2 separate regions of the Homo sapiens genome follow, and region 1 is linked to region 2. A link is a loop called in an ENCODE intact Hi-C map of the cell type or tissue named here. Cell type or tissue: A673. All regions are shown on one strand. Links, peaks and the distances in the headings refer to the core of each region. The heading gives the core; the rest is flanking DNA.

The links. Hi-C counts contacts between places; a loop is a spot of excess contacts. Peaks named below come from ENCODE experiments on the same cell type or tissue, not always from the same donor. Only the 100,000 strongest peaks of a DNase experiment are listed, where the experiment ranks them.
Region 1: a loop joins it to region 2, with 4 times the contacts of the local background. A loop is called at or near these places in 12 of 110 quality-filtered maps.

Annotation. Positions count from the first base shown.
Region 1 is chr4:16,909,499-16,925,551 of GRCh38, forward strand. No RefSeq gene overlaps it. Among named protein-coding and RNA genes, the nearest start is that of LDB2, 19 kb to the left of the region's middle. RefSeq lists a silencer at 7,280-7,359 and an enhancer at 8,910-9,727. In A673, for the core only: a CTCF peak has its summit at 7,440 (motif pointing left); a DNase peak (open chromatin) is centred at 7,433.
Region 2 is chr4:16,282,881-16,298,933 of GRCh38, forward strand. LOC124900674 (a long non-coding RNA gene) reads left to right here and starts at 4,206. Exons shown (of 5, transcript XR_007058064.1): 1 at 4,206-4,974; 2 at 6,004-6,165. In A673, for the core only: a CTCF peak has its summit at 7,195 (motif pointing right); DNase peaks (open chromatin) are centred at 7,221, 7,521 and 8,331; H3K4me3 peaks cover 919 bases; H3K27ac peaks cover 1,239 bases.

The DNA of each region.
Region 1 (16,053 bases), core at 6,208-8,707, 630 kb after region 2:
TGGACCTAGACAATCGTTCTCTGACAAAGGAATCCCCAAGCCTGCGCCTTCGTGGAATTGACTTTTGAGTCCCTTTATTACTGAGACTGACATCTGAAGCACATGTATGTTTTTCTTTCATAAAAGCTCTACCCTAATCCAAGATCAAACAATTTATTTTGAAAATAACTGTACAGAATGGTACATTTTCCAGAACCAAACAGGTTTCCCCTGTCATTTGCCATCGCCTTTGAAGTATTTAATAGCTGAGGTAACTTGGAGAAACGACTGTGTTCCTGAAAACTGCACTTACTGTCGCTCCTGTTTGCAAGGGACTTAGCATTTACTCACTGCTTTTATCAGTCCACTTTTTGCTTTTATCTGCTTTGTTTCCCAAGTGAATTCTCATTCATAGTTTTCTACACATCATTTCTGAGAGCCACGGAGGATTTCCTTCTGGGAATGGACCTTAACTGATCTCAATGTCCCCTGCTGTTGATATTTGCATTATTTCCAATTTTTCTCTAATACAGCAATCCTTGATAAATATCCTTATATCTCTTTGTATATCCATATGTGTCCACATCAAAACTCTAAAAGTAAAACCATTTTAAGGCAAGGGGCATGTACTTTGTAAACCTTTTGTTACATATTGCCAAATTGCCCTATAAATGAGTTCTGTGGATATAGTCCCACCAGTAATTTTTAATTTTGATTTCATTTTTATGTTGATGAGCATGATACACATTCATGAAGAAAACTCATGCAATACTTCAAAGTGTGAAGAAAAATGTGAAATGCACCTGATTTTCTGCTCTGATTTTCTCCACTGTAGAGGCTGTACAGAAGGATCTAGCAGCTCATCTCTTTGTGCATGGGCTGAGTTCTCCAGCCACCATGCCTCCACTGGGAGCTAGTGGAAGGAAACCCACCGTATGGATGCAAAGCACTGTAGCTGACAAATCTTTGAGTGTTTTTTAATTTTTCACAATCATAAACAACAGGGCAAAGAATTCCCTGGAATTCATCCTTCAGCACTGGACATAAATGCCACTTCTTCTTTTTTTTTTTTTTTTTTTTTTTTTTGAGACAATCTCACTCTGTCACCCAGGCTGGAGTGCAATGGCGCTATTTCAGCTCACTGCAACCTCCGCCTCCCGGGTTCAAGCGATTCCCAAGTAGCTTGGACTATAGGCCAACCATGCCTAGCTAATTTTTGTATTTTTAGTAGAGACCGGGTTTCACTGTGTTGGCCTGGGCTGGTCTCGAACTCCTGACCTCAGGTGATATGCTCACCTCGGCCTCTCAAAGTGCTGGGATTACAGGCATGAGCCATCCCACCCGGCCCATAAATGCCACTTCTTGAGCATGCTTTCCTTGACTCCCTAACCTATAATTCAACCTTTTCTTTGATTCATTAACTGGAGTAAGAGGTTCTGAGCCCTATGCCTGGAAACTTGCACCCACAGAGTATCGTGTACTTAGCACATCTTGACAAACTAGGTCTGGATGCACTTACTAATATGTAGCAAACTTTTCAAAACATGCAACATGCTGCGAAATATGTCATCAGTGACAAATTAATATCAAAACCAATCAATATTCTATGGACACAATGGCCCATATGTTCACTTGAAATGGGTAAACATTTGTTGTCACCACAATGCATCACATCTGCTAGGCAAGTGTTGGAAATGGTGATGGTTAATATTATGTGTCAACTTGACTGGGCCACTGGGTGCCCAGACGGTTGATCAAACATTATTCTGAATGTGTCTGTGCAGTGCAGGTGTTTCTGGATGACACTACCATTTGAATTGGTAGACTGGGTCAGCAGGTTGAAGGGCCTCACCCCGCATTCCCAAGGAAACTGGATGGCCTCTCTGAGGCAGTTGCTGTGCAGGACAATGCTGAGTCTCCTTAGGAGCCATCCCATAGTTCCTGTTTGCTTCTAGACCTGTAACCAGAAGTAAGTCCCAGCAGCTCTACAGTTGAGGGACACAGTGTGACCCCTGAGGAGGTGCACTGCACTCCAAAAGAAAGACTTGAGTTTTCTAATGACAAGGACAGAAATCCAGAACATGTGTGGGAACGCATAGTAAGGGATGGAATAATGGTGGAAGAAACTTAAAGTTGGATTGGGCTGAATTTATTGGTATGGACTCACCGAGAGATTCTGCATTTAATGCTGCAGCTCAAGGAGTTAGAAAGGGCTCTAGCAGTTTGGCCGTTTGGTTGGTTGGTTGGAACATGGACCAAAGGGTGGGCCATGGTAACTGAGCTGGAAATGTCAAAGCCATTTTGATTTAAAGTAGAAAAAGGGGCTGGGTGCGGTGGCACACGCCTGTAATCCCAGCACTTTGGGAGGCTGAGGCGGGCAGATCAAGATGTCAGGAGATCGAGACCATCCTGGCTAACACAGTGAAACCCTGTCTCTACTAAAAATATAAAAAAAATTAGCCGGGCGTGGTGGCGGGCGCCTGTAGTCCCAGCTACTCGGGAGGCTGAGGCAGGAGAATGGCGTGAACCCGGGAGGCAGAGCTTGCAGTGAACCGAGATTGCACCACTGCACTCCAGCGTGGGTGACAGAGTGAGACTCTGTCTCAAAAAATAAATAAATAAATAAATAAATAAATAAATAAATAAATAAAGTAGAAAAAGGGATTCAAAGCTTAGGGAGATGGAATGTTAGGGTGGATTCACCATTTAAAACCGACTCACTCACACTGGAAGGGTCCTAAGACCCTACCACCACAACTGTGAGAAATAAACTTATGTGAGGAGCCCCAGCATCCTTGGAAAATCATCCCACAGTTGTTTTTCTATACAGCGCAGGCCTTACAGCGGAACTTCAGTTACTGAATTGGGAAACCTAAATGCAATGGGTGTAATTGGATCCTGGGGTGGCAGGGTCCACACGGCAGCATCAACCACCCGAGGCCAGGTGAACGTGGTCACTGTCTGGCACAGCAGAGTCAAAGCAGCCCTCAGAGCAGTCTGACTCACACTGACCTGTGGGGCTGACTAATTGATCATGCTGTTCCTAGAAGTGAAATAGACAGGAAACCCACTGAATTCTTACTTAATGTATATAAGCAAATTCTAGGTTGAGCGAACAAAAGTCTAACTTGAATCATAGAATCAGAGAGTCATGGCTCTTCAATTCACTCAAGGGGAGGCTGGTGTTGTGGGGCTACATGGAGATTTCCCTTCTAAGGCAGAGAACGCTTTGATGCATCTGGCCCCACACCTGCAAGTGAAAAGGAGACACAATGCCTGATAGGCCTCTATGGAGTTTGGAGGCAGTATATTTCTCATTTGGGTGCATTAGTCCAACTCATTTACTGGGTGAACCAAAAAGCTGCTAATTTGAGGGGCACAGAACAAGAGAAGTCTCTGCAGCAGGTCTTGGCTGCTGTGCAACCTGCTCTGCCACTTGGACCATACGATCCAGCAGATTCAATAGTGCTTGGTGTCTCCGTGGCAGATGGGCAAGGAATGCTGTCTGGAGCTTTAGCAGGCCCATTAGGTGGATCACAGCACAGGCCCTCGGGATTTTGAAGCAAGACCTGCCATCCACTGTGGTTAACTACACTTGTTTTGAGAAATAGCCCTTGGCCTGCTACCAGGCCTTAGTAGAGACTGAACCATGAGCCAGCAAGTCACCATGGGACCTGAGTTGACCACAAGGAATTGAGTGTTAGCTGGCCTATCAAGCTATAAATGGAGGCGTGCACAGCAACACTCCATTATCCAATGGAAATGGTGTATACATGATGGGGTCTGAGCAGGTCGTGAAGGCACAAGTAATTTACATGAAGTGTCCCAAATGCCATGGTCGCCAGTTCTGCTACACTGCTTTCTCTTTTCCATTTTGGACTTATGACCTCATGGGGGGTCCCCTACAATCAGTTGACAGAGAAAGAGAAGGCTTGGAACAGGTTTACCGATGGTTCTGCATCATGTGCAGGCACCACTGAATGTGGACAGCTGCAGCACCACAGCTCTTTCCTGGGGCATCCTGAAGGACAGTGGTAGATGGAAATCCTTCCAGTGGGCAGAATTTTAAGCAATGCATCTGGGTTTTTTTTTTTTGCCAGGAAGAAGTAACAGCCAGATATGCGATTATATACACTTCATGGGCTGCATCTATTGGTTTGGCTGGATGATCGGGGACTTAAAGAGATCGTGGTTGGAAAACTGGTGACAAGGAAATCTGGGAAAGAGATATGTGGATAGACCTCTTTGAGTGGGCATAAAACATGCAGATATGTTAGTTCCACGTGAATGCTCATCAAAGGGTGACCCCAGCAGATGAGGGTTTTAATAATCAAGTAGATAGGGTGATCCAGTCTGTGAGTACCAGTCAGCCTCTCTTCCCAGGCAACCCTATCTTCACCCAATAGGCTCATGTACAAAGTGACCATGGTGTCAGGGATGGAGGCTATGCATGGACTCAGCAACATGGACTTCCACTCACCAAGGCCAATCTGATTATGGCCTCTGCTGGGAGCCCAATCTGCCAGCAGTAGAGACCAACACTGAGTCCTCAATATGGCACCATTCCTTGAGGTGATCAGCTTATCACCTTGTGGCAGGTTGATTACATTGGACAATTTCCACCATGGAAGGGGCAGTGTTTCATTCTTAATGGAATAGATGCTTACTCTGGAGATGAATATGTCTTTTCTGCTGCAATGCTGCTGCCAAAATTACCATCCATGGACTTACAGAATGCCTTATCCATCGTCATGGCATTCTATAGAGTATTTCTTCTGATCAAGGAACTCACTTCAGAAGAAAGTGTGGTACTGGGTGCATGTTCATGGAATTCACTGGTCTTACCATGTTCCCCACCATCCTCTAGCAGCTGCACTGATAGATCAGTGAAATGGCCTGTTGAAAACTCAGTAACAATGTCAGCTAGGTGGCAGTACCAGGCAGGGCTGGGGCAAGGCTTTCTAAAAGACTATGTAAGTCTCTCAGTCAGCATCCAGTATATAGTACTGTTCCTCCTATAGCCAGGATTCATGGGTCCAGGAATCAAAGGGTAGAAATGAGAGTGTCACCATTCACTATTACCTTTAGGGACCCACTAGCAAAATTTTTGCTTCCTGTTCCTGCAACCTCTTCTCTGCTGGCCTAGAGGTCTTAGTTCCAAAGGGAGAAGTTCTTCCATCAGGAGACACAAAAATGATTCTTTTGAACTGGAAGTTAAGACTTCCAGCCATTTAGGGCTCCTCAGGACTCCAAATCAATCAACAGGCAAAGAAAGGAGTTTTTGTACTGCCTGGAGTGAGTGATCCTGACTTCCAAGGGGAAACTGAACTGCTACTCCACTATGGATGTATGGAATGTAGGAGATTCCTTAGCATGTCTCTTAGTGTCACCATGCCCTGTGATTAATGTCCATGAAGAGTGACCCAATCCAGGAAGGACTACAAATAGCTCAGGACCTTCATAAATGAAAGTTTGGGCCACCCCAACAGGTAAAGAACCACAGCCAGCTGAGGTGTTTGCTGAAGGCAAGAGGAATACAGAATGGGTAGTGGAAAAAGGTCATTATAAACACTGGCTACAGCCATGTGACCAGTTACAGAAATGAAGGCTGTCATTGTCATGAGTATTTCTTCCTTATTTTGTTACGAGTATGTCTGTGTGTGTGTATGTGTGCATTAAGCAAACGTTGTTTTCTTCCCTTTCTTATTTTCTTATCACATATTATAAGATGTGTTGACTTTATAATATAGTATTTAATATTATTAACTACATCATAATTTATAAGTCATAAAATATCAAGCAGAAGAGTTAACATCACTCAAGGACTTTATTTCCTCCTCTGTGGAAGGGGTTAGTGCATTTCTGGTTTTACACATGATAGTTGTATAACATTTGGTGGAATTTTGACCTTTTAATTCTGTTTATTTGGAGAATAAGTATGATTTAAGAGGATGTGTGTGGGTGCCAAGTTGACAAGGGGTGGACTTGCGATTGTTAATTCTATGTCAACTTGACGGCCATGGAATGCCCATGTATCTGATTAAGCATTATTTCTGGGTGTGTTGGTGAGAGTGTTTCTGGAAGAGATTAGCATTCGAGTTAGTGGACTGAGTAGCGCAGATGGCCTTTCCCAATGTGGGTGGGCATTATCCAGTCACTGAAGGCTTGTATAGAATAAATGGTGAGCATTAACTAAATCACGTATCATGACTGTGTAAGATGTTAACATTAGGTGAAGCTTGGTGAAGAGCATACAGCAACTCTCTGTACTATTTTTGCAACTTTTCTTTAAGTCCAAAATTTACGCAAATGTAAATTCTAAGTCACACAACATGGTGCCATAAAAGATAAGTGTGTGTATAAATCCTATACACACACTTATTTTTTATGTTTGGCACAAACATTTCGAGTGATGTTTAACAGAAAAATACTCATTTATATTTGCTTTATTTAAAGATAAAACTTGCGGTTGTCATTTACTTTTCTAGTTCAGGGAGTAAGTGGGTTACCACCGCTCTCTCAGTCGCTGAATGACATTAATTTTGCCTTTGGAGTATTTATTACAGCAGTGTGTTTCCTCAAACAAGTTAAAAATTTTGGAATCCCTTTTATTCACCATGTAAATGGCAACACGGTTGTCTTAGAATTCCACAATGTGTCAAGCTTCAGTAGTCAACATGGTCAGTGACCCAGATCTTACACCACATTCCCTTGTGAGGAAGATATTCTTCTGAGCCTAAAATGTTGAAGACGTTTCTCTTTTGCTGCTGAGGTCTTCATACCAGCTTGTTTCCTTCAACCCCTGCTATGCTAAACTCTAAGGCACAATCCCAATTATTTTGCTTTATGTGAATTTCAATGTGTTAGTTTCCCTAGTTTAAAAAATAAGCTCCTCATCTACTGGAACTTGGTTTGACTGCACATTTTTCTTTCCAGTGTGTTTACTGCAGAAGAATTTGAGCCATACATTTTAGTTATTTATAGGACTCTGCTTAAGGTTATGGTGAAATTGAACAATTTCCCAAGATTCAGGCTGTGGGTTTTGGGGAGGGGGCTGTGAGATTGGTCCGGAGAATCCTGCTTTGGGAACTAGATCATCACTCAATGGGGAGGGGACAATGGCCCTACAGATTGGTGTGGTCAGTATATGGACAACAGAAAGTGGCACGCCGACCCTCATATCTGGAGTATGATTGCTTATTTAGAATCAAACAATGAAAACAAACAAAATCAAAGAGATGACATGAGCAGATCCATTGATAACCCGCCTTTTTAAAAACGACACAAAGTTCCGGCCCTCTTTCCCCAGTCAGAACAGCCGGTTTCCCTCCTGTACATTCCCTGCCCTTATAGCAGGTAATGGCCTGAATGCACGGTGATTTCCCTTGAGCAGGGGCGGTACCTGGGGAGCTTGCGTTGTGACTGCCTCAGCGCCTCCTGTCTCCCTCTAGTGGCAGCCTCAGGGAGGGCAAGCATACGAATGTAAATTCTAAATCACACCACAGGGTGTCCTTGTTTAAAGTTCTCCAATGTCTCCTTATCACTTAGAATAAACCCTAGCTATCTACCAGTCTCTGTGAGGCCACTCACTATTGGACCCTGTGTACATCTCTGAGCACGTCCATGTCTTTCCTCTTCCCAGTTCTACCGCCTTCCTTCTGACTTCAAATACGCCAAACTAGAATTCCCTTTAAGGTCTTTGTACTTGCTTTTTACTCTCTGGGATTCTCTTTTGCCCAGACTCTAAGCCTACCTTCTGATCATTATTCAGGTTTCAGCTTAAACACCACCTCTTCATCGGAGTCTTCCCTAATGACCCAATCTACAGAAACCCACTTTCTTCATTGCACAGCCATATTTTATTAGTTCTTCATGGAATTCACCAACGTGGTGAAACTCTGTCTCTACTAAAAATACAAAATTAGCCGAGGGTGGTAGTGCACGCCTGAAATCCCATCTTCCTGGGAGGCTGAGGCAGGAGAATCGCTTGAATCTGGGAGGCAGAGGTTGCAGTGAGCCAAGATCACACCATTGCACTCCAGCCTGGACAATAAGAAGGAAACTCTGTCAAAAAAAAAAAAAAAAAAAAAAAAAGGCGGGGAGGATATTTAAAGAAGGATATTCTTTTTTTTTTTTTTTTTTTGAGACAGAGTCTCGCTCTGTCACCCAGGCTGGAGTGCTGGAGTGCAGTGGCGCGATCTCAGCTCACTGCAAGCTCCGCCTCCCGGGTTCACGCCATTCTCCTGCCTCAGCCTCTCCGAGTAGCTGGGATTACAGGCGCCAGCCACCTCGCCCGGCTAATTTTTTATATTGTTAGTAGAGATGGGGTTTCACCGTGGTCTCGATCTCCTGACCTCGTGATCCACCCGCCTCGGCCTCCCAAAGTGCTGGGATTACAAGCGGGAGCCACCGCGCCCAGCCAAAGAAGGATATTCTGATAATATTGCAATGGGAAAAAAATCTCTATGGGAAATATATTCCAAAGTCAAGCATAAGACCTGGAAGTCAATGGAGAAAGAATTGATAATTATGGCAATGAAATTATCGTTTGTATAACACAGTGAGCCAAGTTAAGAGATAAATAAAACATTTGGTGGCAATATTTGCAAAATAAATGAATAAAGATTAATAGCCTTAATTTTTTTAAAATGTATATCTCAATAGGAAAATGAAAACAATCCTATAGAAAATGAACATTAGATATAAACCAACAATTCACACAGTACAAATCACCACTGAGAATATGGAAAGACATTCAACCTCACTTATAATCAAGAAAATGAAAATCAACATAAAATGCTGGTTTCTGTTAGATTAATAACAGAAAAAATTCACGTCTGTCAGAGAAGTAGAGGAATGGCCATAGTAATCACTGGGGAAGAGTGTGAATGGGTCCTGTCCTTTTGGAAGACAATTTGTCAGTGTCCACCAAAATGTATAATGCACATATACAATAATTTCACAGTTATGTATTTTGTAATAACTGACATTTCTTTGACTATAAGTGAGATTAAGTATTTTCATGACAATCATTCATCTGTATATTTTTCTATTCTGAACTTGCCTGCTTATGGCCTTTGCCTGCTTTCCTACCATTAGATCATTAGCTGAGTAAGAGGTGGGGAGGAAAGGAAGCACAAAAAGGCCCCTAAAATATACTTCCTCATACGTGAGCTGTTGAACTCCTTCATCATTTCACTTTCAATAGTGGAGCCAGTGGAGGCAATAATATAATTACAATCATTTCTTAGTAGTGGCTGTCAGGCCTCTGAGCCCAAGCTAAGCCATCACATCCCCTGTGACCTGCAAGTACACATCCAGATGGCCTGAAGTAACTGAAGAATGACAAAAGAAGTGAAAATGGCCTGTTCCTGCCTTAACTGATGACATTACCTTGTGAAATTCCTTCTCCTGGCTCATCCTGGCTTAAAAGCTCCCCCGCTGAGCAACTTGTGACACCCCCTCCCCACCTTGCCCCTGCCCGCCAGAGAACCCCCTTTGACTGTAATTTTCCTTTACCTACCCAAATCCTATAATATGGCCCCACCTCATCTCCCTTTGCTGACTCTCTTTTCGGACTCAGCCCGCCTGCACCCAGATGAAATAAACAGCCTTGTTGCTCATACAAAGCCTGTTAGGTGGTCTCTTCACGGGGACAGGAGTGAAAGTGGCCCCACCCCCAGAAACTTGCAATCCTTTATTACTTGCTACAAAGATGAAATAATTGCATTTAAATATAAGAAGATCGAACTTAGCATGCATTCTTTAATTCAGTTAGCAAACATTTATTGACTACCTACATTTGCCAGGGACTGTTTCCTTTATCCTTCCGCAACCCTTTTTTCGCCCACTCTTACGTATAAAATATATACAACCTCTTTTTTTTTTTTTTCTTTTTTTGAGATGAGTCTTGCCCTGTAGCCCAGGCTGGAGGGCAATGGTGCAATCTCGGCTCACTGCAACCTCTGCCTCCCAGGTTCAAGCGGTTCTCGGTTCTCCGGCCTCAGCTTCCCGTATTTCTGGGATTACAGGCGCACTCCACCACACCTGGCTAATTTTTTTTTTCTGTCTTTAGTAGAGACGGGGTTTCACCATGTTGGCCAGGCTGTCTCGAACTCCTGACCTCGTGATCCTCCCGCCTCAGTCTCCCAAAGTACTGGGATTACAGGCGTGAGCCACTGCGCCTGGGGTGTACAACCTCTTAAGAAGCAGTGGCATGGCAGAGGAATCAAAGCCAGCCATCAGAGTCCACAAAAAAGGTGATCAAGTTTTCCTTCTGAGCAAGAAGGGAAATTGTGTTATTAAAATTTAAAAAGCAGAATCTTGAAAACTTGAAAATTCTACAATTTTTTTAAAAAGTTAACAAAATTCTACGTGTATTTATAGCTTTTTTGCCCATCTTTGCTAAAATATATATGTGTGTGTGTATATATATATATATATATATATACACACACACACATAAACATTTATATGTGCATATTTATATGAATGAATTTAGACAAGAAATGTCCTGGAAGAAGGCATTTGAAACATTTTCTCAAAAGGTGAAATTTCATACTATTTTCATTTCTTTTTGTCTTATTTTTATTTTTTTAACTTTTTGCTACTAAGGTATACTACCCCTAATAAACTCAGAAAAGAAAAGATTCCTTGTGTAGTAGTTAAAAGTAGGTTCTGTAACCAACAGTCCCAGTTTCTTTTTGGTTTCCTTTCTGTCACTTTCTTATCTCATGAATTTGACAATTACTTTTAAAAAGTTACTTGAACTATGCTAAGCTTTAGTTTCTTCACCTGAATCTAGTGATAATAACTAATAACTACTCTTAAGGGTTCTTAGTTTGGATTAAATAAGATCAAGGGAGAAAAGCCCTTAGGATATAGCTTCACACATAGTAAATACTCTCAGGGTTAGTTCATTTCTTTCCTCCTCTCTTTTCATGTGGACAAATGGTTAACTTCAATTAAACATTAGGGAGTCTATAGGAGCCATAACTGTACATCTGGGGGTTTCTGGGATAGTCCCAGTTTCAAATATCGTATCCTGTTGCCAGACCACATGTACTGATTTTAATTTAGGATTCATGATTTTCATCAGGCTTATGTTCCTTTTGTCATCTTATCATAATATCGAACATCTTTGAGCATATGCTATGTGCCATCCAATCTTCTGTAATGAGGAAAAATAGCTCTGAGAGTCTGACCAGTTGTCTGCAGCATTAAGCCTCATTCATAGACAAAGTCTTTATTTTTATTTATTTATTTATTTGAAATGGAGTCTCTCTGTTGACGAGGCTGGAGTGCAATGGCGTGACCTCCGCTCACTGCAAGCTCCGCCTTCCGGGTTCACGCCATTCTCCTGCCTCAGCCTCCCAAGTAGCTGGGACTACAGACGCCTGCCACCACGCCCGGCTAATTTTTTGTATTTTTAGTAAAAACGGGGTTTCACTCTGTTAGCCAGGATGGTCTCGATTTCCTGACCTCTTGATCCGTCCGCCTTGGCCTCCCAAAGTGTTGAGATTACAGGCATGAGCCACCGCACCCGGCGACAGTCTCTTTTATACAGTTAACTGAGATGTTACCTGCCTTCCTTAGTAGATAGGCAACCTCAGTTCATTGGAATGCTAAAAGGGCTTCTCAATGAATATGCATTTTTCATATGATATTAAAGAATAAATGATAAAAATAAGGAGAAATTCTAAATGGATTTATAAAGTGAATATAACATTGGTATAAGTTGACAAAATTGTGTCAAAAAAGAAAACTACATACAGACCATTCACACTACTGAATATTTATGCAAAAATCTTTAATAAAATATTAGCAAACATAACCCAATAGCGCATTAAAGAAATAAACAATCCTAACCTTAAAAGAAAAGTATTAAAAAAATTAAAATAGGCCGGGCATGGTGGCTCACGCCTGTAATCCCAGCACTTTGGGAGGCGGAGGTGGGCGGATCATGAGGTCAGAAGATCGAGACCATCCTGGCTAACACGGTGAAACCCTGTCTCTACTAAAAATACAAAAAAAAATTAGCCGGGTGTGGTGGCTGGCACCTGTGGTCCCAGCTACTCGGGAGGCTGAGGCAGGAGAATGGTGTGAACCCGGGAGGCAGAGCTTGCAGTGAGCTGAGATAGCGCCATTGCACTCCAGCCTGAGCAACAGAGTGAGACTCCATCTCAGGAAAAAAAAAAAAAAAAAAAAAAAAAAAAACTAAAATAAACATTGTAACCATGGATACTTTTGTTTTTGAGGAATGCAAAGGTGGTTCAATATCAGAGGTTGTATTTGTATAAGGCACCATATTAATAAACCAAAAGAGAAAAATTATATGATTACTTTTGTAGACATGCTCAATTTATAATTAAAGAAATCTACTTCAGATTAGGATACCATTTCTCATTCATTAAGTAGCAAAATCCAAGCTTTCTTATTAATTTGGCAAAAATTCTATAGGTTTGACTTTAGGCGAGTAGACACTTTCATATATTGCTGCTAGAAATGCAAAGTTGTAAAACTCTTACAGAAGAGAATTTGTCAATATCTATATATATAAATATAGATAGATAGGTAGATATGTGCATTTAAATTTCGATTCGATCCAATTTCTAGGAATATATTTTACAAATACCCTAGCTAAAAGCAAGGAAGGAAGGAAGGGAGGGAGGGAGGGAGGGAAGGAGGGAGGGAGGGAGGGAAAAGAATAGTATCAAAGCTATTTATTGCAGGATTACTTATAAAGGAAGGAAGGAAGGAAGGGAGGGAGGGAGGGAGGGAGGGAGGAAAAGGAATAGCATCAAGGCTGTTTATTGCAGCATTACTTATAATAGCAAAAACATGGAAATGACCGAAGTGTCCATCAGAAGAAGATTGGTCAAATAAACCCTGGCACATTCACACAATGTAATCACATGCAGATTTATATAAAAAATAAGGAATAGCTCTATCAATATATACTATAGAGTAATAGGATCAATTGTTATATTTAAAAAGCAAGGTAAGAAAAGTGTGAATACTGTGTTTTCTTAAATAAAGGGAGTCTGATATATGCATATACTTGCTTATATTAATAAAAAGCAAATAATTAAAGAATAAGCCCTAAAATAAAAAGAAAATAGTCACCTATTTGGGGTCTATTTTTTAAGATTTGGCTTTGTTTTTTGATTGTCTTGGGAACTATGCCAAAAATTTACATATGTTTAAAACAAATTAAATTTAAAAATCTATTATTACTAATAAAAAGTAAAATGAAACAGATGAATTTCACTGTATATATAGTTTGTGTCAAATCCACAAAAAGAAAAATAATTCCGAATGACTGTAAGTCACAATAATTTGACTATTTATCCCTGGTGGGTAGGATACACACTAAGGACAAAAAGAACTGTCCCTCAAATATGTAAACTTTCAAAAATCTTCCTATTGTTTATGGCAAAGTTGATGCTGTCATTCAGAGACTATTGTGTGTGTATTGTGAAATAATGCAATTAAATAATTATGCAAAATATAAATTTTATTATTCCTGTAAAGAAAGGACTGTGGACAAATAACCCATTTTCTTCAATAAACAAATTGTAGCAAAGAGAGATAGAGAGAGAGAAGAAACAACCTATAGATTAAAATAAATTTAAAATACCTATTAAACAATCACAATATATGGATCTTATTTGAATTCTCATGCAAACAAATAAAATGTTTTTACAAGAGTGACATTTACGAAACAATTGAAAAATTGAGTAACACTGTAAACTTGATATTGAAAATTGACTGCTATTTTATGTAAAGTAATAAAATAGGGGCTATGTTTTTATGAGTTCTTGTCTTTCTTACATACATATTAAAGTATTTATGTGTGAAATGATAGGATAATGCCAATTAGCTTTCTAATAATAAGAGAAAGGGAAGTGAGTAGAAGTATGGATGGAAGAAACTGTCCATTAGTTGACTGATAATCATTGAAACTGAATGATGGATACATGTGGGTTTATTATGTTATTCATTCTGTGTATGTCTGACATTTTTCAAAATAAAATAATAAAAAATGTCAACTGATCAACAAAAAGATTGCTAACAAAAATAAACAAAAAATTGCTAACATTTGCTAGATTTATAAGTAAAGCAAAAACTTCAAAATGAAGCTAAAATCCTAGGAAAGAGCTAGGTTTCATGAATCTGTAACTTTGATGCATTGAATACTAGTTGTTTAGACCCAAATACAACTTCTAAATAGTGTTTTCTATGCATAAAAACCAATCTCAGGGACACTAAAATACAACTTTAACAATAAAGAGTCTTGACTCTGAAGAGAGACAGGCTGGATTCAAATTCCTTCTCCCCACAAACTTGAAATATAAGGTGTTTGGAACTGGCTGCTACAAAGACAACACTCAGAAAATTCCAGCCGTCCTGATGATTATCCTCCTGGACAGTGGAAAGGGAATGAACTTGGTTTCAAATCTTGACCCTTCTATTTATAAACTGGGGGCAAGTTATGAGGTTTGTCTTGACAACTGTATATGGAAGTGCCCTCTGTGTGGTAGGCCTACCAAAAATGGGTCTCTGCTGTTTAGGAGGTTACAGTCTTGATGGGATTTAGGATGCTACCCCAAAATATGGCACCTTGGCATTTGAGAAAACAGCAGAAGCAGGAAGGTCTCTCTGGCCTTCCCCTGCCCGTGTCTTCTGCTACAGATTATAAAAGAATTCTCTGACCTTCCTCCAAAGCAGGTCATAGGACCCTCATCTCAGAGGTACCCTCCCTATACCCAGAGGAAAGAAATGTCCTTATCTCTAAGACACAAGGACACAGAGAAGAGTCTGTATAAACAAGCTTTGTTAAGTTTCCCCTGGTTTATTACCATTAGATTATACCCCTATTGTCCAATCACACTTCTCTACAACTATCCACTTCATCAAACTTAGCATAAAAACATACAGATTTCCTGTTCCTTGGGTCTTTATTTCTGAAGGCTTCCATGTCATGTAAAACTTACATTAAATAAATGTATATGATTTTCTCTTGCTAATCTGTCTTTTGTTATAGGGACCCCAGCCATGAACCCTGTGATAGTAAAGAAAGATATTTCTTCTGCCTCCCCCGAGTTTGTTCCTCACACCCCAGGTAGAACAGCTGAGACTTTTCTGGTCACTTTTAATCCTGCAGATGAGATCCCGGGACAATGAACAAAATGCCAAAAAAAAAGGGAAGAATTCTTCCCAAGGTCAGCACTCCTGGATACTACAGACACTCCCTACTGTCTGTAGTTCCCAGTGGGGTGAGGAACGTTAAAAACTCCTGGATACTACAGACACTCCCCACTGTCTGTAGTTTCCAGTGGGGAAAGGAAGGTAAAAGCTTCTTGTCCTTTTCTTTCCAGATTCAGAGTAGCAAAGGAAAACTATTTGTTTGCATTGTGAAATAAATTTATATGTTTTTCTCTTGTTAATCTGTCTTTTGTTACAGGTGCCTCAGCCATGAACCTACAGAGGGGTGAGGAAAGAAATCTTTCCTCCCTACAATCTACAGTCTAAAGTCAATCTCTGCATCTCTGATTCTAAAATTGTTATCCTAATGGTCACACATCACAATACCTTCACTCAGTTGTTTGCAAATGAAGTAAAATGATTCCAATGATCTAAACAGAAAAATCCCAAAGTGGAAAAAAAAAAAGTTTGCAGCATCCCAACATCTCTACTAGATGAAAATAGCCTTCAAGAGCATCGGACTAGTTTGCTTTCTTTTCTAACCATGCTGACTGCTGATGTTCATTTGCTCCCTGACAGGACCTACCAACCACCCAATGTTCAGCTAACTTCTGGTGTTTCCTATTAATACAAAAGGGGTTGCATTAAGCCAGAAATTATAATTTGGATTTATAAATCAAGGCTTAGCTCATTTTGTTCATGGAAATCCAGAACCTGAAATCCAGAACCTGTTTAACTTTTATTCATGAATTCATCCAATAAGTAGTTCTGAGTGACTACACACAGGGCACTGAGCTAGGACTTGGGACAATCTTCAACACGCAAACAAGCCTACGTCCTAGCGCAAGAGGAGAAAGACAAACAATA
Region 2 (16,053 bases), core at 6,067-8,566:
TTCAAACTATATATTTTTTATAAAGGCATCAAAATTTATATGTTGAAGTCTTAAGCCCCAGTACCTGAGAATGTGACCTTATTTGGAAATAGGGTCGTCATAGATATAATTAGTTAAGATGAAATTATACTGGAATAGGGTGGGCCTTTAATCCAATATGCTGTTGTCTTTATAAAAAGGAGAAATTTGGACACAGACATACACACAGGGAGAATGCCATGTAAATATGAAGGCAGAGACTAGGGCGATATGGCTAGAAGTCTAGAAATGTCAAAGATTGCCAGGTGATATGGTTTGGCTGTGTCCCCACCCAAATCTCATCTTAAATTCCCATGTGTTATTGGAGGGAACTTGTGGGAGGTAATTGAATCATGGGGGCAGGTCCCTCCTGTGCTGTTCTCATGATAGTGAATAACTCTCAAGAGACCTGATGATTTTTGAAAAGGGGAGTTTCCCTACACAAGCTCTCTTCTCTTTTCTGCCAACATGTGAGACATGCCTTTCACCTTCCACCATGATTGTGAGGCCTCCACAGCCACTTGGAACTGTAAGTCCAATAAACCTCTTTCTTTTGTAAATTGCCCAGTCTTGGGTGTGTCTTTATCCACAGTGTGAAAACGGACTAATACGCTAAAATGGTATGAGTAGAGTGGGGTGCTGCTGAAAAGATTCCCAAAAATGTGGAAGCGACTTTGGAACTGCATAACAGGCAGAAGTTGGAACAGTTTGGAGGGCTCAGAAGAAGACAGGAAAATGTGGGAAAGTTTGGAACTTCCTAGAGATGTGTTGAATGGCTTTGATCAAAATGCTGATAGTGATATGAACTATAAGGATCAAGCTGAGGTGATCTCAGATGGAGATGATTGATATGAACTATAAGGTCCAAGCTGAGGTGATCTCAGATGGAGATATTGTTGGAAACTGGAGCAAACAACTTTGTTACAAAGAGCAAAACTCTTGTTATCTTTTAGCAAAGAAACTATTGGCATTTTGCCCCTGCCCTAGAGATTTGTGGTACTTTAAACTTGAGAGAGATGATTTAGGGTATCTTGCAGAAGAAATTTCTAAGCAGCAAAGCATTCAAAAGGAGTCTTGGGTGCTGTTAAAGGTATTCAGTATTATAAGGGAAGCAGAGCATAAAAGTTTGGAAAATTTGCAGCCTGACAACGTGATAGAGAAGAAAATCCCATTTCAAGAGAAATTCAAGCCTGCTACAAAATTTTGCATAAGTAACAAGAAGCCAAATGTTAATCCCAAAGACATTAGGGAAAATGTCTCCAGGACATGTCAGAGGTCTTCATGGCAGCCCCTCCCATCACAGGCCCGGAGGCCTAGGAGGAAAAAATGGTTTCGTGGGCTAGGCCCAGGGTCTTCGTGCTGTTTGCAGCCTAAGAACTTAGTGTCTTGCATCCCACCCACTCTAGCCATGACTAAAAGGGGGCAAGGTACAGCTCAGGCCATGGCTTCAGAGGGTGCAAGTCCCAAGATTTGTCAGATTCCATGTGGTGTGGGTACACAGAAGTGGAGAATTGAGGTTTGGGAACCTCTGCCTAGATTTCAGAGGATGTATGAAAACACCTGGATACACCAACAGCTTGCACTGTGCACCTGGAAAAGCCACAGACACTCAATGCCAGCCCGTGAAAGCAGTGAAGAGGGAGGCTGTACCCTGCAAAGCCACAGGGGTGGAACTGCCTGAGACCATGGGAACCCATCTTTTACATCAGCATGACCTGGATATCAGACATGGAGTCAAAGGAGACCATGTGGAGCTTTAAGATTTGACTGCTCTGCTGAATTTCTGACTTGCATGGGGTCTGTATCCCCTTTGTTTTGGCCAATTTCTCCCGTTTGGAACAGCTGTATTTACCCAATGCCTGTACCCCCATTGTATCTAGGAAGTAACTAACTTGATTTTGGTTTTACAGGCTCATAGGAGGAAGGGACTTGCCTTGTCTTGGATGAGATTTTGGACTACGGACTTTTGAGTTAATGCTGAAATGAGTTAAGACTTTGGAGGACTGTTGGGGAGGCATGATTGGTTTTGAAATGTGAGGACATGAAAAGGCCAGGGGAAGAATGATATGGTTTGGCTCTGTGTCCCCACACAAATCTCATCTTAAATTCCCATGTCTTATGGGAGGGACCCTGTGGGACGTAATTTAATCATGGGAGCAGGTCTTTCCTATGCTGTCTTGTGGTAGTGAATATGTCTTTTGGTAGTGAATAAGTCTCATGAGATTTGATGGTTTATAAAATAGGAGTTTTCCTGCACAAGCTCTTCTTCTCTTATCTGCTGCCATGTGAGACATGCTTTTCACCTTCTGCCATGATTGTGAGGCCTCCCCAGTCACTGTAAGTTCTTTCTTTTGTAAATTGCCTAGTCGTGGGTATGTCTTTATCAGCAGTGTGAAAATGAACTAATACACCAGCAAACCACCAGAAGCTAGGGGAGAACTGGAACCAGTTCTTCCTCACATCCCTCAGAATGAAACAAGTCTTCTGACACCTTGATCTCGGACTTCTTGCCTCCAGAACTATGGGACAATATACTGTTTAAACCATTCTGTTGGTGGTACCTTGTTAAAGCAGTGCTAGCAAAGGTCAATGTTGCTGGTAGAAGTGGCAAGTGGACAATACCAAGATAAATAAGTAATCCTAGAGGCCCAATGTCCTGAGGCAGGATCCATTCTCCTCAGACTTACAGGAGGGAAACCAGGAGCTGAACTTTTGCCTCTCCTGGTAGAGATGATATGGTGAAGCCATTCATATTTACTAGATGCAGTAGAATGAATGGAGCATATTAAAAATATCTAAATAGATATAGTAAATATCTCAAAGGAGTAGTCAAGGGAATTTGTAATAAAGGCCAGAACAAGCACTTGCAAAGAATAACCAACTTGAAAATTAGGATGTGAGAAGTCTATAATGGAAACAGTGGACTCTTATCAAACCAAAAAAAAAAAAAAAAAGGAGAAGGAATGAAGATAATTAGGGTCTTTGTACTGTTTGGAGAAACGTAGAGTTAATGCTAAGTTTTAGAGACCCATATAGAAAAATAAACACAAGTATAGGTCTTAATAGTTAAGGGTAAACACTTTGAAAGTAGAATGAATGACTTTCATGCAGAAGACAACTTGATAACAGATATATAAGCAAAAAAATCCTAACTGATGACATTTTCTTTTAGCACATGAGAAATATTAATGAAAATTAACTAGGTATCCAAATAAATGGTCTAAATAAGAATAATTGTATGATTAGTAGATTAAAATATCTGATAAAATTCAAAATATATTTATGTTAAAACCTCTTAGCAAATTCAGACTAGCAGGGAATTTCTTAAACTTGATAAAATATCCATACCTAAACCTTACTGTAGGATGATCTTTAATGGTAAAATCTTTGATCATTCTCATTAGATCAGGAAAATAGAATGCAACCTTTTATTACTGCTACTGTGAATGTGGTTTTGGCTTTGGAGGTCTTGGGTGCTACTGTCAGCCAAGAGAAATAAAATTTAAAGACTGGAAAGGATGAGAAGAGTAACATAATTGAAGATGATATGATAATCTACACAAAACTCAAACCGTCATGAACTAGAATTAATAAGACATATCAGTAATATTTGCAGAGACTGTATCAAATGATAATAGTGTTTCTCTATACCAGCAACATCAAACTAGAACATATAATGGAAAATAACATAACATTTACAACAGCAATAAATCTCTAGCATATTTAAGAATTTACTTAACAAAATATAAGAGCTTTACAGATCATAATTTAAAGCTTTATTAAAGGAAATAGACAAAGACTTGAATATATGAAAATGCCATTATGTTAATGGGTGGAATGACCTAAAATTGTAATAGAGTCAGTTCTTTAAAAATTAATTTGGCTGGGCACGGTGGCTCATGCCTGTAATCCCAGCACTTTGGGAGTCCGAGGTGGGTGGATCACGAGGTCAGGAATTCAAGACCAGCCTGGCCAACATAGTGAAACCCCGTCTCTAATAAAAATGCAAAAAAATTAGCCAGGCGTGGTGGCAGGCACCTGTAATTTCAGCTACTCAGGAGGCTGAGGCAGGAGAATCGCTTGAACCTGGGAGGTGGAGGCTGCAGTGAGCCGAAATCGCGCCAGTGCACTGCAGCCTGGGCGACGGTGCGAGACTCCGTCTCAAAAACAAAACAAAACAAAAACAAAAACCAATAATTTAGAAATTAATGCAGTTTATAAACATCAGCATTTTAAAAATAAACTTAAGACTTATCTCAAATTTGTGGTTAATACTAAAAGTCCATGAATAGCTAAGTTAATTTTTAAAAAGAAGAGAAAATGAAAGAGAATTTCTTAGCAGATATGAAGATATACTACAAAACCATGGAAACAAAAACAGTACTATCACAGGAACATTCAACTATCACAATGAAATGGAACAGGAAATTCAGAAGCAGATCCATATATATCTAGGAATTGATATATGATAGAGGTGGCAAGACAAGTCGGTGGCTCAAGGACAGATTGTTAAGAAGTTGATATTGGGAAATAGACTCATATTAAGGAGAAAAATAAAGTGAGATCTTCATCTTATTCCATAAGCAAGGAGAGGATCTTTCATTTATTTCTTTTATTTTTCAGACAGGGTTTCATTCTGTCACCCAGACTGGAGTGCAGTGGCACGATCACGGCTCACTGTAGTCTCCACCTTCAGGTTCAAGCGACCCTCTCACCTCAGCTTCCTGAGTAGCTGGGACCAAGGCATACGCCACCATGTCTGGCTAATTTTTGTATTTTTTAGTAGAGATGATGTCTCACTCTGTTTTCCAGGCTGGTCAAGGGAGGAACTTTTAGATAATTAGAGACTTCAATGTGAAACATACAGCTACAATCTAATGAAAAAAATAGGAGAATTTTTGAATGGGATTAATACCTAGAATATACAAAGTACTCCTGCAAACCAACAAGAAAAAGGTAAGAAAGCCAACTCTGTCATCAAAGGACATAAGTAGGGGAGTCATAGAATGGGAAATTTAAATAGCTTAGGAGAAAAGTTCAACATCTCTCATAACCATAGAAATTCCCAAGTTAAATGGCAACATGACCCCACAGTACATCTATCAGATTAATGAAAATCATATTGTTGGAGGATATTTAGTTCAACAAGGATGGCAGGGTTGGAGAGGGAGAAACAATAAGCTTCACCTCTCAGCCTGTGGGAGCTGTGGGAAATGTGATCTAGCCCGTTGTTAACTGGATCAACACTCTGGGGAGTGGGCTGGCAAGCAATATGGCAGAAACCGGGAAGATAATATTTTTTAAGTTGTAAACTAAACAGGTTTTAATTAAAAATATAAACTTACAAAAATAGTGTTTTTTTGCACAAAATATCATGCTGGAGGACATAAAATAATTTATATCAATAGTCATGCGCACCTCAATGAGCAGCAGAAGTCCATATTTATTCTCCAGGCTATGTGGTTTGGAGGAACAAGGGTATCCTTTGGGTCAGACCCTCTACCTCCAACTTCAGTGCTCTTTCTACTGCACCACAGACAACTTGCTGTTGCTGTGAAAACCACTAGTGCCAGGAGACCGAAACCAGCTGCAGATTGCTCTTGCTAATGGTCAGCCCAGACTGAAAAGCCAGCCACACAGGCCTAAATAAAATAATACTTAAAAAAATTACTTGGGTTGCCATCCCAATGCTGATTGAAAGGTTTCAAAGATTGGATCTATTAGAGCAAACTGCTGATTCATCTTGTTTCTCTGCTGTTAACTGAGTTTCTAACATTTAGGGACATCCTAATCACTCCTACAGAAATAAAGGACAAACTCCTTGATTTCAAAATCATGGGAATACATTTTTTGGAGAGAGTGACCTCAGCTTCTTTTCCTTTTCTGAGGGTCCTATTATTCAAGAAACATGTTTTGATCCCCAGCTGTGTGCCAGGAAACATGCAAAGTGCATTACATACCTTGACTCATTGAATCCTCCCACAGACCCCACATATAGGAACCATCGGATCCCTGTGTACAGATGAAGAACTGAGTCTTGGAAAGCTTAACTACCTTGCTCACAGTCACACGTTAAGGTCTAAAGTGAGAAATTAAACCAAGTCTTCCAATCTCAAAGACTTTAAAGGAAAAGCTACAAGCTACAAGGTAAGCCCCTCTCTTGTTATGATAGAAGCTGCAAAATGAAACCAGACATGTTTTCTTTCCTTAAGAACCTATCTACTCAGGCAATTATAAACAGTAGAAAGTCTGAAATATTTAATGTGAAAACTTAAAAAAATAGTCTAAGAGATCACAAAGGGAAAGTTTAATTCTCTCTGATTAGAGATTGACTTCCCAGAGATGGTAGTATATGAACCGGGGCTTGGAGAGTGAACAGAATTTGAACGTGCCCAGAAGTGTTTCTTGAGAGGAGATCAACATGGCTACAGCGTTAGCCATAGGGAAGGGCAGGATGTTTACATCAGAAATAGTGAGGGCGGTTGGAAACAAAGGACTGGATATAGAAAAGAACCTGGCATCTGAGATACCTCTTCATAGGTGTGATAGTTACAAGTCTAGGATTCCATAACATCACTGAAGGAAGTACTGTCAAGCAAAGGTTCTAAACATGGAACCAGGAACTTTGTGAACCCCCCTGAAATTGTTGGCTGAAATGTGTGAGCATGTATGTGAGTGTAGGTGTGTGCAAGTGTGTAAGAGTGTGTGTTCTGTTTCTATCAGAGTGTGTGTGCCAGGAGGGGCACAGTCATCTGAGTGTCTTTTTCTGGAAAGAATGTCCGTGGACCATGGGTGACCATTGGTTTTCTATGGGTTACAAAACCTGTGACAAGGTGCATAACCACTACATCTAGAAAGAGAAGGCAAAGAACATACCTTAGGAGTTACATAGATAAAGTAGATTTGGTGAAGGCTGGAAGAAAATGGCCAGAGAGAACCATGAACATCTACTATTACAGAGGGCAAAGAGAGAAGTTATTTAAAGCATGGAATGACAGGCCAACTGTGCCTAAGGAGGATGAGATATCAATAAACAGATGAGTTCCACCAGGTGTGTTCATCTATGTTCTCTTGGGTTACCTGGAAATCATTTGCAGACTTTAATGGATGCTTTACATGATTAGGAACAGTCAAACAAATGCAATCACAACTGAAAACAAAGCCCTATTTAAAAATGATCCACAAGATGGCACTGTGGGCCAATAAGAATATTCATCTGGTTTTCACAGTGAAATGTTTCTCGTTCATTCGTTTTTCTCTATCTTTTGCTAATATACTGCAGCCTGATCCCATACCTTATTTGTCTATTAAAAACCCTGGCATTTGAAAATAATATTCCTAATTTTTATGATTCCTGCTTACTCTTTATATAATCCTCAGTAGAGTTTGGAAAACCTTCATTTAAATTCTGGTTTCAATACAGGAAGTTGGATCTTATTTCTAATATACTGAAAACCCTTAGAAGGCTGTGTGTAGTCAATGCCGGAATTTATTGGTCCTTGGGGAGCTTCGAGATTGGGAAAGACAGGAGGGAAATAAAGGGAAAAGAGAGAGAAGGACTCTAAGTTTGATCAGAAAAGCAGAGAACACAAGTTTCAGCCATGATTAGCCTGGCAAGAACATAAAGCACCCAGGAAATCCACATAGGTGTAGTGTTGCTTCCAAGAAAAAGAATCTCATTCTGGGGAGTGTGTTAGCTAGGGCTTTCACTTTGAAACATGCATTATTTATTTGTTATTATTATTATTATGCAGAAAGAACAACAAATGGCTTAAATTAGGCACCAAGACACAGGAGTTAAAATGTGTCCTTTTGTCAAAGAGAATCATAATGCAATCTTACCCGTATATGGCATGTAACTATATAGTTTACAAAGAGCTTTTATACGTTCATCATCTTGCTTGATTCTCAAAACCACCCTGTGCGTGGGAAAGGTCACCAACCCCACTTCACATATCAGGACACTGAGACCTTGGATATGTTCAGAGACTTGCTCAAGGACACACAAGCAGGACAAGCTGGCAGAGGAATCTAAGTCTTCAATTTTCTTCTCTGCAAAATGGGGTTAATGGCGCTTACTGTCGCAGAAGTGTGTTAAACATAACCACATAGTAAAAGTCTAGACAGAGAATCAGTAAATGTTAGCTGGTTTCATTATTCATAAAAAGAACATTACAATGTCTATTTCCAATGATATATATTTTAAAGATATTTAGTTGCAACAATAGAAACCACTTATCTTGCTAACTTAACTTGCCAACAATCTGCTAAATTACCTTCCGTATTTCCTCCACGTGCCCATTGTTCATGGGCAATAAAAAAGGAATTTATTGGAAGGACACAGAAGAGCTTCAGAATCACAGGAAGAGCAGAATAATGTGGCTTTGGAAAATACAGGACACAGGAGAGAGGCTGGCTAACCTCAGGGTACATGTATACGCCATAGTGAGGGGAGGCAAGGATCCCTGGCTGATAGTCAGCCAGGGGGACAAGTTCCCTGAAAGGGAAATTGGGATGCTATTTTAGAAGAGAAGAAGAAATAAGTGCCTGGTAGGAAAAAAAAAAAAAAAAACATGAAATGCCACTGCACAAAGTATTTCTAGAATGAAGGAGACCTTAACGTCACTTTACGTAAAGCTAATGATAATGACCGATGTTTATTTAGCACTTATGTGTCAGGCACTGTTACATTTATTCACTCATTTAGTCCTCGTGATAACCCTATGAAGCAAGCAGTATTATTAGTCTCATTTTACATGGGAGAAAACGAAGGCACATTTGACCAGAGTAGCAGAGCTGAGTTAAAAACCCATCTAGAGCTCATAACAAAAGACAACAACAGTGTTTAGAAGATTGTTGTAAAAATCAAAAGAGTTAATCTTAGATAGAAATATGAAATTGCTGGTGTTTATCCATTTTTGGCCTAGAAAAACAGCCGCTGCATATGACTCTACCTAATACCTTTACAGCAATCAGAACAGTGCTAGAACTTAGTGCCTGATGATGTTTCTCATTGTTACTAGATTATCCTGCCTGTCTATAGGCAATGGGCTTTAAAAACTATTAAAGTGTGCAGGTCCATTGTCATTTAAACTGGACTGGGTTGGGGTAAAGCCCAGGAAGGTGTCTTTTGTCTAGTGCCACATTGCAGTTTTCTAAGGAGCTAAGGAGCAAGTTAGGCATTGTATTAGGTTTTATTATTATTATTATTATTTGTGATTTCTATGTGTCTATGCATCTCCTTCGGATCTTTCTTCTCATACATCAGCTTACAGCTTATTCTTTGGGACTGGGAGCACAGCGAGAGGTCATTGTTTCATGGCAATGCAACAAGAAGTGGAGAAGCCCTGCCTTACCATTCAAAGCTGGATCCCCTCTCCCTCCTCCGTTCACCCCATGCCCCATGCTTCTTGCCCTGATGTGTCTCTGAAAGCATCCTGAAGAAATCAATTGCATGACCAGAGCTGGAAGTGTCTCTGGGAGCTGTTTAGTTCAACCTATTTATCAAAGCTGTTTATCAATGAGGAAGTGGGCTCAGCTAGTCAAACAGCTGCAAAAAAGGTCGGGGGGCTGGTTTACATCTAGGAGGAATTGTGGAGGACCAGTACCAGCCCGGAGTCCTCTGAACCCCAGATTAGGTGGAAAAATCAGTGACTACACCGTTCACTGCAGGTCCAAGCACACAGCTCCACACGCCACCCTGAAGGAGAAAAATAAGTGCTGCAGGCACATTTCCATTCTTTTCTTTCAAACACAATCCTCTCTCCAATCTGCCTGAAGAAGAAAGGCCATGCACGAGCCACAGGTTACTTATTTTCTGGAAGGATAAATGTGGGCCTGTTTCCAGTAAAAGTGACTTCCAAGAAGCATGAGCCTTCTTGAATACTGACCCACTTCCGGATGTGATCCTGGCTGCGGCAGTTTCCAGAATATCATCAGGGTAACTTTCCCGCTGTGCGGTCTATGTTGGAACTTACATCGTCTTTAAAAGGCACAAATAGCTGAATAACATAATGTAACCTGATGTTCTGACAACCCCACTTATACTCAGGCTAAATTTAAAGGTCACCATTGCAGGGAAATAGTGGCATGAGAATAAAAGTGCCTTAAACATGGATTTCACTGATGTTTCCTCATTTCAAAATTCTTACGCTGTAAAATAGAGGCAAAATGGCCTGTGAGCTTGAAAATATATGAAGTGAAGAATCCATTTCTTGGGAACAAGGTGGTTTTAGGAAAAATTGTAAAATAGGTAGACACAAGTGTACAGTAGCCAAAGTTTATCTTAGATGTTCTCTGTAAAATCGTGCTTATTCATTCTTTTCCTTTGTATTTACCAAATGCCTACTATGTGTCAGGAATTGTGCTAAGCCCTGTGATCAAATGGCATGGGAGACAAACAATCCCTGCTTTCACAGAGCTCACAGTTTAGCAGGGAAGAAAGACATGGAAATAAATAATTATAACAAAGTGAGATGAAGGTGGCGAAAGAGGAAATGCATTTGGGAGCACACAGCAGGGGGGCCTGTAATAGTCTAAAGGTGTGGACAGCACTTTCTCCTGATGAGGTAATGCTTTACTGAAAGCTAACACATCAGTAGAAGAAAAGCATTTAAGGAAAGGGGAAAGTGTAATACAGATCAATGGGACAGCAGAGCTAGAAGCTAGGAGAGGCAGAAGAGCAGGCCACAGCTGGGACTAAAGATAACCTGGAGCAGAACTGGCAGACTACTGCCCACTGGCCACATCCTGCCTGCTGCCTATTTTTGTAAATAAAGTTTTATTGGAATACAGCCACATACATTTGTGTACTTATGGTTTATGGCAGCTGCTGCCATACAATGGCTGAGTTGATTAGCGTGTGGCAAGTATCATAGTAGGCCCTTGATAAATAGTTGTCTGTATTCTCCCCATTTTACAGGTAAGAACATTGAAGGGAAATGGCTTAAGGAAGAACAGAAAGTTCCTATCTTCTTAGGAAAGGGCTCATTGTTCTTTGGCCTTGAAACAATTGCCAGACATGGTTTTAAACTTTTCCTAATTGGTCATTAGCTATTTTGCATCAGCACAAACACTGCTGAAAGTCATCCAATCAGCAAGACTGTCACTCAGGCATACAGCTAAATATTACCCAATCTGTAAGTACCCCTACTTCTGAGAAATTCCATGAATCCCTGAACTCCATACATCCCAAATAAATATATATAGCCAGCTCTCAGCTGTGCTCAGAGAGACTGGGCTTTACAAGTTGTTTTTCTCACTGGTTATTATGGCCTCTTTTTTGGAATACCCAAAATGAGTGAAGGAACTGAACTGGGATTCAATTCCGGACTATCTTCTTTCAAATCCCATACTCTCTTGTCTACTCTTCTTCTCTTAGAGTTTTGAATGCATGCTGCTGGTGTTAGTGGAGACGATGGTAGCTGGGTAGCTGGTACACAATATTGGCATTAAATAACATCACATAGGAAGGAAGTCATTTCCTTCTCTACCTTCAATTCTGTTTTAATCCTTCTTCATATACCCAAGATAAACTCTCAGTTGAGAGATAGTACACATAGCAGTTAACAAAACAGGCTCTGGAGCCAGATTTTCTACTGCTATTTTAGTTATCTATTGTTGGATATGAAACTAGCCCCAAACTTAGAGATGGAAGACACCAATAAAAATTTATTATCTTGCACATATCATGTGGGTCAGGAATGAAGAAGTGTCTAAGCTTGGTGGTTCTGACTCAGCATCTCTCATGAGATCATAGTCATGATGTTAGCCAGAGCTGGAGTCATCTGAAGACTTGAGTGAGCAGGAGGATTCTCTTCCAAGAATGCCCCCTCCCATGGCTTGCAAGTTGGTGCTGGCTGCTGACAGAGGCCTCAGTTTCTTGCCTTTCCATAGTGCTGCATGAATGTTGTCATGACGTGGAAGCTGGCTTCCTTGAAGTAGCTGATGCCAGAGAGCAAGGCAAAAGGAACAATATCTGTTATGATCTATCCTTGAAAATCACACAATATCACTTGTGTGTGCTTTGGTCACAAATACACTATGGGAGCTGACTACACAAGGGAGTAAATACCAAGAGGCAAAGACCACTGGGGGTCAGTCACCTGGGAGGCTGCCACTACCACTTACTAGCTCTGTAATGTTGGGAAAATTATTAAACTTCACTGTGCGTCAGTCTCTCTACCTATAAAGTGAGAATAATAATATAACCTACCTCATATGCAAGGTTTTTTTTTGAGAATTAAATGAGGTAATATCAGTAGGGCCTATGAAAGAGTGCTTAGAACTGAGTGCATACTAAGAAATGTCCACCGTTAGTACTTTGATAACTGTCTAATCCTGTAATCCAGTGTTACTCAAAGAGACAGTACTTCTTGAGATCAGGAGTCTGACACAGCAATGTAAATCAATGCCTTGCTTTCTTCATTGAAGAAGTCATAAATTTGTTTTTAATGTCAGTTGTAATATTGTATATAGTGATTTAGTTAATTTACATTTGGAGCAAGCTTATTAAGTGTTTGTAAACTAAAAAAGCAGTTTGTAGGCCAATAATCTGTCCATAAACCACACTTTGAGTACTGCTTTCAACACTTGCTAATCTTTTGTTAACATAAGAGTATAAGGAATAGTCCTTAATGGCATCATTTTCTTTTCTTTTCTTATCTTCTAAATTTCTCAAAATATAGAGGGAGGTGGGTAAGAACAGATAATTTTATGCAACTGATAATGTGCTATCAAAATGCAGAAGGATGGGAAGAATGAGCTAAGAGGAATAGATATTTACAGGCAAAGAAGTTTTGGAAAGTCATGGAAGGGAAGAATTCATCTTTGTAATGGCAAATGGCTGTTTTTATCCATTTATAGACATGTTATAAATTTTTTCTTTTAAATAATCTTATATCTTAGCCTGGGTTCTCCAAAAGCAAAGCCCAAGACGAAGGTTCTCATATGGGCTAATCCTCTGGAAAATGATTTCAGGGAGCAGAAATTTGGGAGTAGATCAGGAAGCAGATACAAGAATGAGTTGTTGAACTGGCCTCTGCTGCGAGGGTGGGAGTTCGGTCTCACCAGGATGTTCTGAGGGCCTTTTGAAATCCTTATGTCCCTGGGAGATGAAAGAGAAAAACATTTATCCATCGGCTTCTTTCCTTCCATTAGTCAAAGATGGTCCCCTGGTCACCACTCTCTTTTACTTCCAGGATGCATGTTGCATGTAAGTGTTCTATGGGTTCCAAAAGGGAGTGGGCAGCAGTGTGGAATTCCAAGCTAGGCAACAAGAGGTATGTGGTCTAGCTAGAGGCCAAGAGCTCTTTGGTTATTTCTTTGCAGAGCTAGGAAAAGTCTGCTGCTTAGAACTTTCAGAGTTGGCCGGGTGTGGTGGCTCACCCCTGAATCCCAGCACTTTGGGAGGCCAAAGTGGGTGGATCACCTGAGGTCAGGAGTTCAAGACCAGCCTGACCAACAAGGTGAAACCCTGTCTCTACTAAAAATACAAAAATTAGCCAGGCATGGTGGCACATGCCTGTAATCCCAGCTACTTGGGAGGCTGAGGCAGGAGAATTGCTTGAACCCAGAAGACGGAGGTTGCAGTGAGCCAGGATTGCACCATTGCACTCCAGCCTGGGCAGCAAGAGTGAAACTCTGTCAAAAAAAAAAAGAAAAAAGTAGTTTCAGAGTCACGGCGATCACAAAATACAACAAAATAAGACTCAAGAAGATTTCTGTGGATAAGGAATGTTCAATAGAATCCATTAAAATAAAAAAGCACATTTTGAAAATATAAAACATTAAGTAGGGACTTTGAGTTTTAGCTCAAGCATGTAAACAGCTAGGAAGCCATCATTCCCGTCTTTAAAAGAAAAGCTGGACAAATTGAAAATCAGTGACTTTTCCTGGAATCATCAGGGAAGTGTGATTGCACAACAAGCTGCCAGCTTAACACGGTAGAGAGACAGGTGCATCCAGAGATTTGCTTACCTAGAGGGAAGCTACTAATGCCATACACTGGGGAATATCTAAGTGGTAATTTAAATGAATTACCAGAGATACAATGAGAGAATGGGAAACTGGTGGAGGTCTCCAAACTTTCAATGGGCCTTCCCTCTAGGAGCCACATCGAGTTCTCATGATGGGGAGACTGAGAAAAACCTCCTTGAGGCTCTGGCAGTGGAAAGGGAGAGTAACTATTGTGAAATAAGCTCAGAGCCTACTTGGTGAAGAAGGGCAGCTCTCCTAAAAATAACTTTAATGGAAACTTATTCTAGCTGGAATGAGGAAATTCCTCCCCACTCCAGATCCCATTGGCTTTCCTGTCCCTCCTGAGGAGAAGAAAACTCATAGTCATCAGAGGACAGGGCTTCAAGGAAATAGAGTTGGAATGCTGAGGCCAGAGAGGGATGCCAAGGGGCATGGCAGAAATTTATATCATGGAAGAAATACTTGTGAAGGTCATGATCCCAAGACCCAGGCACAAGAAAAGTCTGAGTTTTAATCAGAAGATGGTAAGATGCTCTCTCTCGCTGATATCTGGTGACCCCACCAACAAGGATGCAGTATCACGGTGGATTGCAGCTGAAAGAACTGCAAGGCACTCTCTCTGAGGAAGAGCATACAGGGAAGGCCAAAGTTAAGAGGGAAGACAAAAAGAATGACACTAGAGGAATCTGAATTGTCAGCAGCTACAGCTACAAGAGAATGTGGAGCAGTGACAATAGGTATAACTTCTGTGTGGTGGAAATGCAAGAAGGCAAAGAAAGGGAGAATAGAGCAGAAAATATATGTAAAGTAATCATGTCCAAGAACTTTCCAAAATTAATGACAGACATCAAACTACAGATCCAGAAAGCTCAGAAAATATCAAGCAGGATAAATATCAAAAAGTCTACACCTATGTATATCATATTCAAACTGCAGAAAAGCACAGATGTAGAGAAAATCTTGAAAGAAGTCAGGGGAAAAAAGCACCTCATCTATAGGAGAAGTGAGGATAAGATTTACATCAGACTTCTTATCAGAAAGCATGCAAGGAAGAAGAGAGTACAATGACATATTTATTTATTTATTTATTTATTTATTTATTTTTTATAGATTTTTTTTTCTTTCTTTTTTTTATTATTATACTTTAAGTTTTAGGGTACATGTGCACAATGTGCAGGTTAGTTACATATGTATACATGTGCCATGCTGGTGCGCTGCACCCACTAACTCGTCATCTAGCATTAGGTATATCTCCCAATGCTATCCCTCCCCCTCCCCCCACCCCACAACAGTCCCTAGAGTGTGATGTTCCCCTTCCTGTGTCCATGTGTTCTCATTGTTCAATTCCCACCTATGAGTGAGAATATGCGGTGTTTGGTTTTTTGTTCTTGCGATAGTTTACTGAGAATGATGATTTCCAATTTCATCCATGTCCCTACAAAGGACATGAACTCATCTTTTTTTTATGGTTGCATAGTATTCCATGGTGTATATGTGCCACATTTTCTTAATCCAGTCTATCATTGTTGGACATTTGGGTTGGTTCCAAGTCTTTGCTATTGTGAGTAGTGCCACAATAAACATACGTGTGCATGTGTCTTTATAGCAGCGTGATTTATAGTCCTTTGGGTATATACCCAGTAATGGGATGGCTGGGTCAAATGGTATTTCTAGTTCTAGATCCCTGAGGAATCGCCACACTGACTTCCACAATGGTTGAACTAGTTTACAGTCCCACCAACAGTGTAAAAGTGTTCCTATTTCTCCACATCCTCTCCAGCACCTGTTGTTTCCTGACTTTTTAATGATTGCCATTCTAACTGGTGTGAGATGATATCTCATTGTGGTTTTGATTTGCATTTCTCTGATGGCCAGTGATGGTGAGCATTTTTTCATGTGGTGTTTTTTGGCTGCATAAATGTCTTCTTTTGAGAAGTGTCTGTTCATGTCCTTTGCCCACTTTTTGATGGGGTTGTTTTTTTCTTGTAAATTTGTTTGAGTTCATTGTAGATTCTGGATATTAGCCCTTTGTCAGATGAGTAGGTTGTGAAAATTTTC